2 separate regions of the Homo sapiens genome follow, and region 2 is linked to region 1. A link is a loop called in an ENCODE intact Hi-C map of the cell type or tissue named here. Cell type or tissue: IMR-90. All regions are shown on one strand. Each heading gives the region's core, and the rest is flanking DNA. Links, peaks and the distances in the headings are about the cores only. Region 1 has its middle 91 kb from the start of TMX3. Region 2 holds the start of LINC01912 (long intergenic non-protein coding RNA 1912).

The links. A loop is a pair of places that touch in the nucleus more often than their neighbours do. Peaks named below come from ENCODE experiments on the same cell type or tissue, not always from the same donor. Only the 100,000 strongest peaks of a DNase experiment are listed, where the experiment ranks them.
Region 2: a loop joins it to region 1, with 2.2 times the contacts of the local background. A loop is called at or near these places in 3 of 110 quality-filtered maps.

Annotation. Positions count from the first base shown.
Region 1 is chr18:68,621,369-68,626,760 of GRCh38, reverse strand. No RefSeq gene overlaps it. Among named protein-coding and RNA genes, the nearest start is that of TMX3, 91 kb to the left of the region's middle. In IMR-90, for the core only: a CTCF peak has its summit at 3,224 (motif pointing right); a DNase peak (open chromatin) is centred at 3,230.
Region 2 is chr18:68,264,795-68,270,186 of GRCh38, reverse strand. It overlaps LINC01912 (long intergenic non-protein coding RNA 1912), which reads left to right and starts at 5,384. Exons shown (of 4, transcript NR_183524.1): 1 at 5,384-5,392. In IMR-90, for the core only: no CTCF peak of the experiment used is centred there; a DNase peak (open chromatin) is centred at 2,406.

The sequences.
Region 1 (5,392 bases), core at 116-5,115:
GATTAATCATAATTCTTTGTTGAAGGTGTACTCTCATTATTATTCCATGATGACTACTTAGTTATTTTTATTGATATAATAAATACCCATCAAACTGCCTTCCAAAATAGAAGTTAAAACTTTGACAGTGACCCAGATAAAATCATTTACTTCCACTGTCCCATCCCTTTACCTCTCTCCATTCAATGATTCTTGTATTAATGAATCCTGTATCAATGATTCCATTGCTTTTCATTTAAATTGTAAAAGAAGATGTATTTTTAAATTCTTAATTGTTTAAAGCTATATAAAACAAAAATAAGCTGTGGTACCTATAACTATTTGGGAGTCTTTGTAAGATTATCTGTATGTTGAGAGTCATTGTAATCAATGTGTTTTTATTTCTTTATAATATTTTGCGGCATAGACTGGTATTTCAACGTGGTCTTGATTTGCATTTTCCTGACACTGATATTCATGATTATTAGTCAAATGTGTTACTAGTCATATATATTTCTTTATATTCATGTCTTTGTTATTAGTTATACTTGTATAACTAATCTTTGATCAGTATATGTATTGAAGGTATTATTTCCAGTGTGTAACTTTTTTAATATTTAAAAGATAATTTTTACTTTTTATGGCATAATATAAAATATAGCATAATTTTAATAGAATATTTTATTTTTTGATAATTATTCTTATTTTAGTACAAATAACCTTAATTTTTTTTCTATTTTCAATATTTTTGAGTACTTTTAAAGGAATACTTTTCTGTCCACAAGATCCAGGTCTTTAATATCTCAATAAAATATTATAATTTATTCTCCTGGGCATCTTCGCATTATACTTAATTGCTCTTCTAAGTTAATTATTCTAATTGGTGTCCTATAGGTAGTGGAGAAAAACGGAAGTTTTTTTTTTGTTTGTTTCATTTTGTTCTTTTTTGAGATGGAGCCTCGCTCCGTTGCCCAGCCTGGAGTGCAGTGGCGTGATCTCGCCTCACTGCAAGCTCCGCCTCCCGGGTTCACGCCATTCTCCTGCCTCAGCCTCCCGAGTAGCTGGGACTACAGGCACCCGCCACCATGCCCGGCTAATTTTTGTATTTTTAGTAGAGACGGGGTTTCACCATTTTGGCCAGGATGGCCTCGATCTTCTCACCTCGTGATCTACCCGCCTTGGCCTCTCAAAGTGCTGGGATTACAGGTGTGACAACCACTGCGCCTGGCCAATAGAATTTTTTTTTTTTTAAAGGCATAAGACTGTTACATAGGCCGGGTGCGGTGACTCACAACTGTAATCCCAGCACTTCGGGAGGCAGAGGCGGGCGGATCACGAGGTCAGGAGATCGAGACCACCCTGGCCAACATGTTGAAACCCCATCTCTACTAAAAATACAAAAATTAGCCGGGCGTGGTGGCGGGTACCTGTAGTCCCAGCTACTCAGGAGGCTGAGGCAGGAGAATGGCATGAACCTGGGAGGCGGAGGTTGCAGTGAGCCAAGATCGTGCCACTGCACTCCAGCCTGGGCAACAGAGCGAGACGACCTCCGCCCCGCCAAAAAAAAAGGCTTTCATGTAAAGATAATTTCATAGTATGAAATTGATTGGGAATCATTTGGAGACTAGAAAACATTAGTTTCTTGTTCTTATAATTCAAATATGTGATAAGACAGAAGAGAACTAAGGAAGTAGCAGTCAAAATAGAAAAAAAGGTGAATTTAAGACATGTTTGTAATAAGACACTATTTTGGTTTGGAAATTTAGATGTACTGTTTATGGATTATGATATTGCTATTATAAAGAATGACCATATAGGAAATACAGAAGAATATAGGGATGTTGAATAACATTGTGAGAATAGGGAATGTAAGTAAAATGTAGGAGCATGTCAATGGAACAGGAGGGGAAACAGCAAATTTGAAGTTTCTCTAAGAAATCCAGAAACATGTGTATTGGTTTCCTCTTGCTGCCGTAACAAATTACTACAAAATTAGTGGTTTAAAACAAGAAAAATTTGTTATGGTTTTGGAGGTCGGAAGTTCAAAATGGGTGAGAAAGGCTATGCTCTTTGAGCCTTTAGGAGAGAATTTGCTTACCTTTCTGGTTTCTAGATGCCACCAGCATTCCTGGGCTCATCAACATTCCTCCATCTTCGAAATCAGGAGTGTACTATCTTTAAATCTCTCTCTCTCTCGCTCGCTCGCTTTTTCTCCCGCTTTCTCTTTCTGTCTGAGTCTGCTTCCATCTTTGTATCATTCTTCAATTCCGACTTTCCTGCTTTTTCTAGGAAGGACTCATGTGACTACATTGGGCCCGCTTAGATAATCCAGGATACTCTCTCCATCTCAAGATTGTGAATGTCGTCACATGTGCAAAGTGCAACAATGCAGGGTAGCATAGTCACAGCTTTTGGGTTTTGAGTTCTAGCAAACTCTTTTTTTTTTAAATTAGTTTTCTCTCCCTTGTTTTCATCTCTCTTTGTAATAATCTCTGCTTCTGGCTTTATGTACTTCAATTTTTACCTGCTGCTTCTCTTATTTCCTATACTGCTCTTAGTATGTTCTGAAAAACGATTTACTTATCTTTCAACATGAAACACTTTTATTGCTCAGTTTTGTGTGGGGTTTATGTCATGCAGCCTAGTTTGTTCAGAGGATGTAGATGGTGGCCTTGTCCCGGGAGCCCAGTCAGTGGGTGGGATCCAATTACACAGAGCATGACAATTCACAAGGCAGGAAGATCCTTAACGTCAGCTTTCTCTTTTTTTTTTTTTTTTTTTTTTTTTTTTGAGACGGAGTCTCGCTCTGTCGCCCGGGCTGGAGTCTAGTGGCGCGATCTCCGCTCACCGCAAGCTCCGCCTCCCGGGTTCGCGCCATTCTCCTGCCTCAGCCTCCCAAGTAGCTGGGACTACAGGTGCCCGCCACCACGCCCGGCTAATTTTTTGTATTTTTAGTAGAGACAGAGTTTCACCGTGTTAGCCAGGATGGTCTCGATCTCCTGACCTCGTGATCCACCCGCCTCGGCCTCCCAAAGTGCTGGGATTACAGGCAGCTTTCTCTTGTTAAGGGACTGGAGAGTGGGGCAGCCTTAGAGAGTCACAGACTCCTCCACAAAGGTTGTTTCATACAGCACATACATTGTTCTTCAAAATATTTTAGACTCAAGCGCTTTTGTTAAGCCTCTTTGATGCCTGTTTTTTCCGTTTTTCTTTTGCATCCCACTGCAAAGGCCAAGAGGGGGCAGCAAACCCTCTCAAGAGGAAGCCTGCAGCAAAATGTGAGTGGTTTGTGACAGCAGTTTATGGGGTTACCCTCATTTCCCTTATTCTCTGACAATTTTGTCCTGCTTTCCTTGTTTTTAAAAATAAGGTTTAAATTTTTTAAATCATGCACTTTCTCCCTTGCCATTCGTGGTTGCTGTCAAATCTGCAATGTTAAAAATTATGTCCCTGTTTTCTACAGAGTAGAGGTATGAGAATTGACAAATTTGAGTTTTGAAATTTTATCGACTGAAAAGGTACAGAATAATGTAAATAATTTTCTGTAAAATGACCTTTACTTTAGAAAAAGGCTTTGAGTCATAGCTCTAACTCTTCTAAAATCATAATGCTTAAAATAATGAAAAATATAACAGATTCATAATTTAGATTTCTAGAAGAATATTTCAAGTAAGTATAAGACATTTTGATTAGCTAAAAAGAGGAAACTTATTCTTCTTTCATTTTTCCTTTAGCACAATTAGACGTTTTCCCCACAAGCTTTTCTTATGAAAAGGAAAAAGAAGGCAGTGAAAAAGCAAGAACAAACATGAGAAACAGAGAGAGAAGAAAGAATAATAATCCCTGGCAAATTAAACATCACAGATTACACAGTATTCTTTAATAACGTGGAGTTTGATATTAAAATGACTAAAAGATAATTCAGAGAAATATTTCATATTGATAGAATACACTTCCAACAAGGAAGCATGAAAGTTATGAATGTGCATGCTTATTACAGGTTTGAAATATCTGGAATAGAATTTGATGAAAATACAAGAATATGAAAAGAGTGATCAGTATAAGAAACATTAAAAATTATCTTGGCAAAAGTTAGACCAAATAGGGAGAAATAAGTATGAATACTGTGGATTGAATCATGCAATTAGGAAGCCGGAGCCTTCATAAAAACATACCTCCAAGAGGGATTTCATATTATTTTCAAACGTTGATGAATAGTCACAGAAATTTACCCTGTATTAAGCCACAAATATTACATTAAGTCCCCAAAGAAATAATGATACAATCACTCTTTTCTGACTACTATGAAGTCAAAATAAATCCTATGCATTGTATTTAACATTTATTTGTAAAAGTATTTTTATTTTTTTGAAGTTTGTCAAATTCTAAACTGCAAACTATTCATAGAGGATAATGAGAGGACTGCAAGTTAGGAATGGTGGAAAGTAATCACACCAATACTGACAAAAATTGTATTGCTCTATGTGGTGGCACATGCCTGTAATCCCAGCTACTCAGGAGGCTGGGACAGAAGAATCACTTGAACCCAGGAGGTGGAGGTTGCAGTGAGTCGAGATCGTGCCACTGCCCTCCAGCCTGGGTGACAGAGCGAGACTGTAAAAAAAAATTGTATTGCTTTAAATACATTTATTAAAAAGAAAAAAGGTAAAGGTAATTAAATATTCAATTCAAGAAACAAAAGGACAAAAATAAATCTAAAGTAAGTACAATGTCAAAATTAATATAAAGGAAAGTAGAAAGGACTAAAATAGAAAATAAACAGTTTAAAAAATGCAAATAGCAAACTTACCTAAGAAAACCAAAACCTGGTTCACTGAAAAAAAAATTTTGGCAAAAATAATTAAGAGTGGAGAGGTTTCATTTTGCTTAGGAAGAAATGTAGTGCTTGAAAAGAGAGACAAATAAAAATAGGGTTATTTGAAAAAAAGATTAGAGACGTCTAACAAATTAAATGTATATATATTTAGAATTCTTGATTTTTACATGCTGGGTAATTTCTTTTTTTATTTAATTTTATTGTAATTTTAACTTCTGGGATACATGTACAGGACATGCAGCTTTGTTATGTAGGCAAATGTGTGTCATGGTGGTTTGCTGCACCTACCAACCCATCACCTAGGTATTAAGCCTCACATGCATTAGCTATTTATCCTGATGCTGTTCCTCCTCCCAGCCCCTGACAGGCCCCAGTGTGCATTATTCCCCTCCCCGTGTCTATGTATTCTCATTGTTCAGCTTCCACTTATAAGTGAGAACATGCGGTGTTTGCTTTTCTGTTCCTGTGTTAGTTTGCTGAGGATAATGGTTTCCAGCTCCATCCATGTTCTCGCAAAGGACATGATCTTTTTCCTTTTTGTGGCTGAATAGTATTCCATGGTGTGTATGTACCACA
Region 2 (5,392 bases), core at 57-5,056, 360 kb after region 1:
TAGACTCCTTGATCATTTGCTTAACTCCACTTTAGATAAAGTCTTTAGAAAATAAGCTTCCATTAAGAAGAATTTCTTAAAACCATTTAACCTGTCCCGCCTTCCATTTAATGCTTAAGATGTCAAATGAATGTGCTTCTTTAGGGTTCTCTCTTGCTAATTTATCTCTGTCTTTCACAGAATATGATGTTTCTCTTCAACCTCAGGAAAAAAGGATACTGCATTCCTCCTCCATCTTATACTTTAAAATTATTATTTTTGCTTCTCTACATTAAAATATATATATTTTTTCTAGTTTCATTATAATTTTGTTGATCTTGTTTCATACTTTACAATTAGAAATTCTTTCAAAAGGTTGTTATTACCTTTGCATAGATCTTGACATATTTTGGAAATTATGTAGAATATTGTATTAGTCTGTTCTCACACCGCTAATAAAGACATATCTGAAATTTATAAAGAAACTTATAATTTATAAAGAAAGAGATTTAATTGACTCACAGTTCCACGTGGCTGGGGTGGCCTCAGGAAACAACCATGGCGGAAGAGGAAGCAAACACATTCTTCCTCACATGGCAGCAGTAAGAAGTACAGAGTGAAGTGAGAGTAAGGCCCCTTATAAAACCATCAGATCTCGTGAGAACTCACTCACTATCAGAAGAACAACATGGAGGTAACCACCACCATGATTCAATTACCTCCCACCAGGTCGCTTCCACGACACGTGGGGATTGTGGAAACTACAATTCAAAATGAGATTTGGGTGGGAACATAGCCAAAGGATATCAAATATTATATCCAAAAAGGTAGAATTTAGAATTTTATTGAATTTATCATTGGCTACCAGACTAGAAAATACACATTCACTAATATTTTACAAACTGAAAAATTAATTTTATGAGAGGTAAATTTTAATTAGAAAAAAGCTGCCCAAGGGATAAAGTATTCTGGAACTATCATGTAGTGGGGGAGAGGATAGCACTGTCTTGGAGCCTGGATGAGGCAATAGTAAACACGGGCTGTGGGCAGAGAAAGCTGCCCAGTAATTATACAGAGTGTCCCTAAATAGGTAGATATGGGTGAGGTTATGTCAATAATTTATTTTAAATTTAGTCAACTTTTGGTTAATAATTTGAAAATTATATGGCATATGGAATTTAAAATTATTATAAAGGAACAATATGCAACATCAGTATATGATGATAGAAACTACCACAACAAACCCATTGACTGCTATCTCTCTAGAGAGCAGGTTTTGTCCCTAAAAGCAGAGTAAGCAATTTAGGATGACCAGTTACCTATAATTTACACTATGTAAAGTTTTTTCACTTTTAGACGTCATCCAATTCTTCAGGTCATCAACTGAGTGTAATGCAATTTATCTATAGCTGAACTGGAGTATAATCACCTTAAAGAAGTAAAAATGACTTCTTAGCATAAGAAGATGCTTATCCTCTGACATGTCTACTAAATATAGGTGCAATCAGAGTTAAGAAAGCCCAGATTAAAAGGATCTCATACATATAAATTGGTCCGTTCAACTGCCTTCGCTTTTCCTCAGTCCAGCCAAACTGGTGATTTCCTTCACATTCCCTCTCACCTCATTTTCTGCTCTGCAAGTTAATCATCAGAGGAGCTCTTCCAGAGCCACAGTTTCTAAGGGATAGCTCCGACAACTGTCTGAAGCAATGATTTAACCACCGCTTTTCCTCATTTTCAGATGATCAATTATTCCTTCATTTTCTTTTTTCCCCTGATCTTATCATAAATTTTGTCAACTTTTCACTTAAAAACAAAAAACAAAAAACATTGTGTTTCCACTCCATCCTTTATCTTGCCTCACAAAAATATTTCCTTTTGGCCATCTCTTTTCATTCCGTATATGGGCCAAAGTTGACCAAGTTAGGATTATGTATATGAAACACGCCAAGGATCTATCTGAATTGATCAAATTAAAATATAGATTTTGGAAAGACGTTCTATTTAATAAAGACCCGTTGCCATCAACTGATAAAGTCCTGGATGGATCACAGAACTGTTTTTCAAAATTAGGCTATTTTTATTTGCCCCATTATAATCTAAATAACTTTGACCCTCTTTGAGCTACAATCTGTAATATTAAAATATACTTGATTCTTAACATGACTAAATTATCCAAATTTTATTGTAACATAGTTTCCATTATTTTTCATTAAATGCATATTATTTTAAATTTAATAACAATGGAAAACATTACATTGACCTAATTTGGAAAGCATACCATTCTTTACTTCTCTCAAAAGAAAACAATCCCAGTTTAGGCAGATGAGTTATAGATGGAATATAAGAGCATTAGCAAATGACTACTACTGAGATGTATTTGCTGATTCAGAATTGCTACTTAGAAACTTGCTTATGCAAGAAATATTTGTATTCTTAGTCACCAAAAGGATGGTTAGAACACAGATTATGGAGTGTCTGACCCTAGAGTTTAGGATATATGAGATTTGCACTGCTAACAAGTTGCCAGATGTGGCTGATGCTAATAATCATGGGACCATAGTTTGAGAACCATGGGGGTAGTGTTTGAATTCTTCCTAGCCCTATATGGACCATAAAAGTCAAGTGAATTGCATTTATTTTGAAAACCCAAATATACTTTAATAGCATACTAATCTTTAGTTTGTTAAGATGTCACTGACAGAGTATAATTATATGTTTTATATTTATTATGTGAAAATTTGTTTCAACATATTGAAGAATTGTATTCAAGATTCAATTGACCCATACCGCGTTTTCATAATAAAATTCAAATCTCCAACATTCCCAAATTGTTGGACTCATATACCTTTGTGCTACTAAGGTGCTAAATGTTTTTCTCTGGATTTAGGGGTTGTAACCTGTTATTGGAAGTCCTTTCTTACAAAATAATTTTGACTTTTAACTCTTAGTATAAATACTCTGTTGGTATTTAGAGAGCCAGGGGAGACATTCTTATGACTTAAATAGAGAGTATATATGTTGATTATAACATCTTAGTTAAAAAACGCTGGGTGGAAAAAGGTTGTAGCAGATTTTAGCAGAATGGTTAATTATGGTAGTGATTTGGGAAGTCAGACTATTTTCTTACACATACAGAGGGCTGGAATCAATGAAAATCTTATCATGATGAAACCAATCACAGTAGTCAGTTTAAAAAAAAAAAAAAAACTAAACTAAACTAAAAGAAAAAACTGCACCCCCTCTACTCCTCCGTGCAGGGAACAAAGGAATAACAGAGGAATAGAGAGATTTTTACAGTTTTTTTTGAATTCCTTCCTTGGTTCCCAGTTCATTTCCTCGTGTTCTCTCCGTCATTATGCTCTCTACATACGCTCTTCCTTCTTCCTCACACTTTACTATTTCCTTATCTATTGGACTGTTTTCTTCAGGACTCAGCCTATGCTAACTTTCTCAGGGACGCATCTAACATCTAGTAAAAGCGAATTCTCCTGCTTACGCTCCACAAATATGTATACATACTCTGTGTGTGTGTGTGTGTGTGTTTGTTTGTAGCACACCATATTATCTCCTTCACAACACTTGCATTCTGATGCTTTTTAACTACTTGTTTATCATCTCATCTTTCTAGTTAGGTTACAAAGTCATGAATGCAGACTGCTTTGGTCAGTACTATATCCTTGAATTTAACAAAATAAATGTGATGTTGGTTAGTATGTGCTGGATACATAAGTATTAATTACATGTCTTGAAAGGTTGAAATTTATTTTGCTGCTAAGTATGCAAGTATTTTAGATGTAAATATCTTAACTGCATTGTGCAAAGGGGAACATTTCATCATAAAATAAATTAGATCAGCCAATCAGTTCATTTGGAAAAGGTTTGATAATGGTGCTGTGGAATGGCTTATTTGATAGATACCCATATCCTAAGTTAACTAAGAATATATTCTACATCGTAATGTTATCAAGCCAAAATTGAACTCAGTGGCATAAATAGGTCCTGATATTAGACAAGTGTGGTTTTGAATTCCAACTTTTCCATTTAACTAAGTTAGGCAAGATATTTGAATTCTAGGAACTTTGGTTTTCTCATATGTAAAAGGTGATTAATGTTACCAACTTTGCAAAATTGTGAATATTAGAAAAAATTTATGAAAATCTTGTTTTACACAATTAATATGCTTTTATGCATACCGATTCAAGTCATGAATAATAAAAAGTCGTCAACAAAATAACGTTTTTCCTTTATTCTTTAGTTAATTTAGCAAGATGATATTTATCCAGTTCTTTCTATATGAAAAGCAGTAAGTGTCCAATTTGCCTAATAATTCTGCAGTAAATTCCAATTTGCCTCTGACTTTTAGGATATACAATCTGTCTTCACTTAAAGTTATGTGTGACATGAGATGATTTCTTCCAACTCTAGCTTTAGCAATAATATTTTGTCTTTAAAGAAGCATTAAATGACATTATAAAATTATGTTACCTCATTTTACCATGCAAAGCTACTGTGTGCCTCCCTTAAATCAATATATTAATGTTTAATTACATGGTTTTAAGAAATAATTAACATGAGAACTGTAGCAAATACATTGTAGTAGGAAGTATTTTTTTTTTTTTGGTCTTAAAGTGGTTGTGTCATTTTTAGTAGCTTTCTAAATGTAAAACTGATCATTTCAATTTTGGATTAAGATGGACTGAATGCATATTAATCAATTTGGTTTTTGTTTCTTTCCAGGAACCCTAGTAAAAGTTATTTTTGTTTTTATTGTTTCTATTTTAAGAAAGGATATTATTAAGAAAAGATATTATTAAGGGAAGAATGAAAGAAAGAAATCAACAGCAGCAGAGTTCTGGAAATAGGGTAGAAGATGAATAACTGGTCATTTACTTGGCTTAATACTAAATGACTTTTTAGTTGACTTTTTAGTTTAGTTGACTGTGTAGTTGTTTTGACATTAATGACTTTTTCACATAGTGAAAAAGTTTGGAAACTAGGACCAAATGTATTTAAATGGCAGAAAACTCAAAAGTCACAGGAACTGGTGGCAACTATCACCTCTGTAAAATGAAGGTAAAGAGGCATGACTTGAATAAGGAGGAACAGGGGCACATCATTTGGCAGAGTTAGAGCTCCACATCTCCAGCCTTTTACCAACTTCTAGGGATTGCCCTCTGCCCTTGTTCTAAAGTTTAGAGAGAGAACGGGTAGAAAGGATCTCTGAACTGAGAGATTCTAGCCATCATTAGAGGCGTGAGTACCCAGCTGAAATGATGAGATTAAGGACCATAATCCTTAACCCTGAGATGCTCACTCACCATTCTATTCATGTTGCTTCCAGAATGCCAGTGGCATCACATAGAAGACACTAATATTGAAGGTTCTCAAAGAGATGGCCCAGGTTAGGATT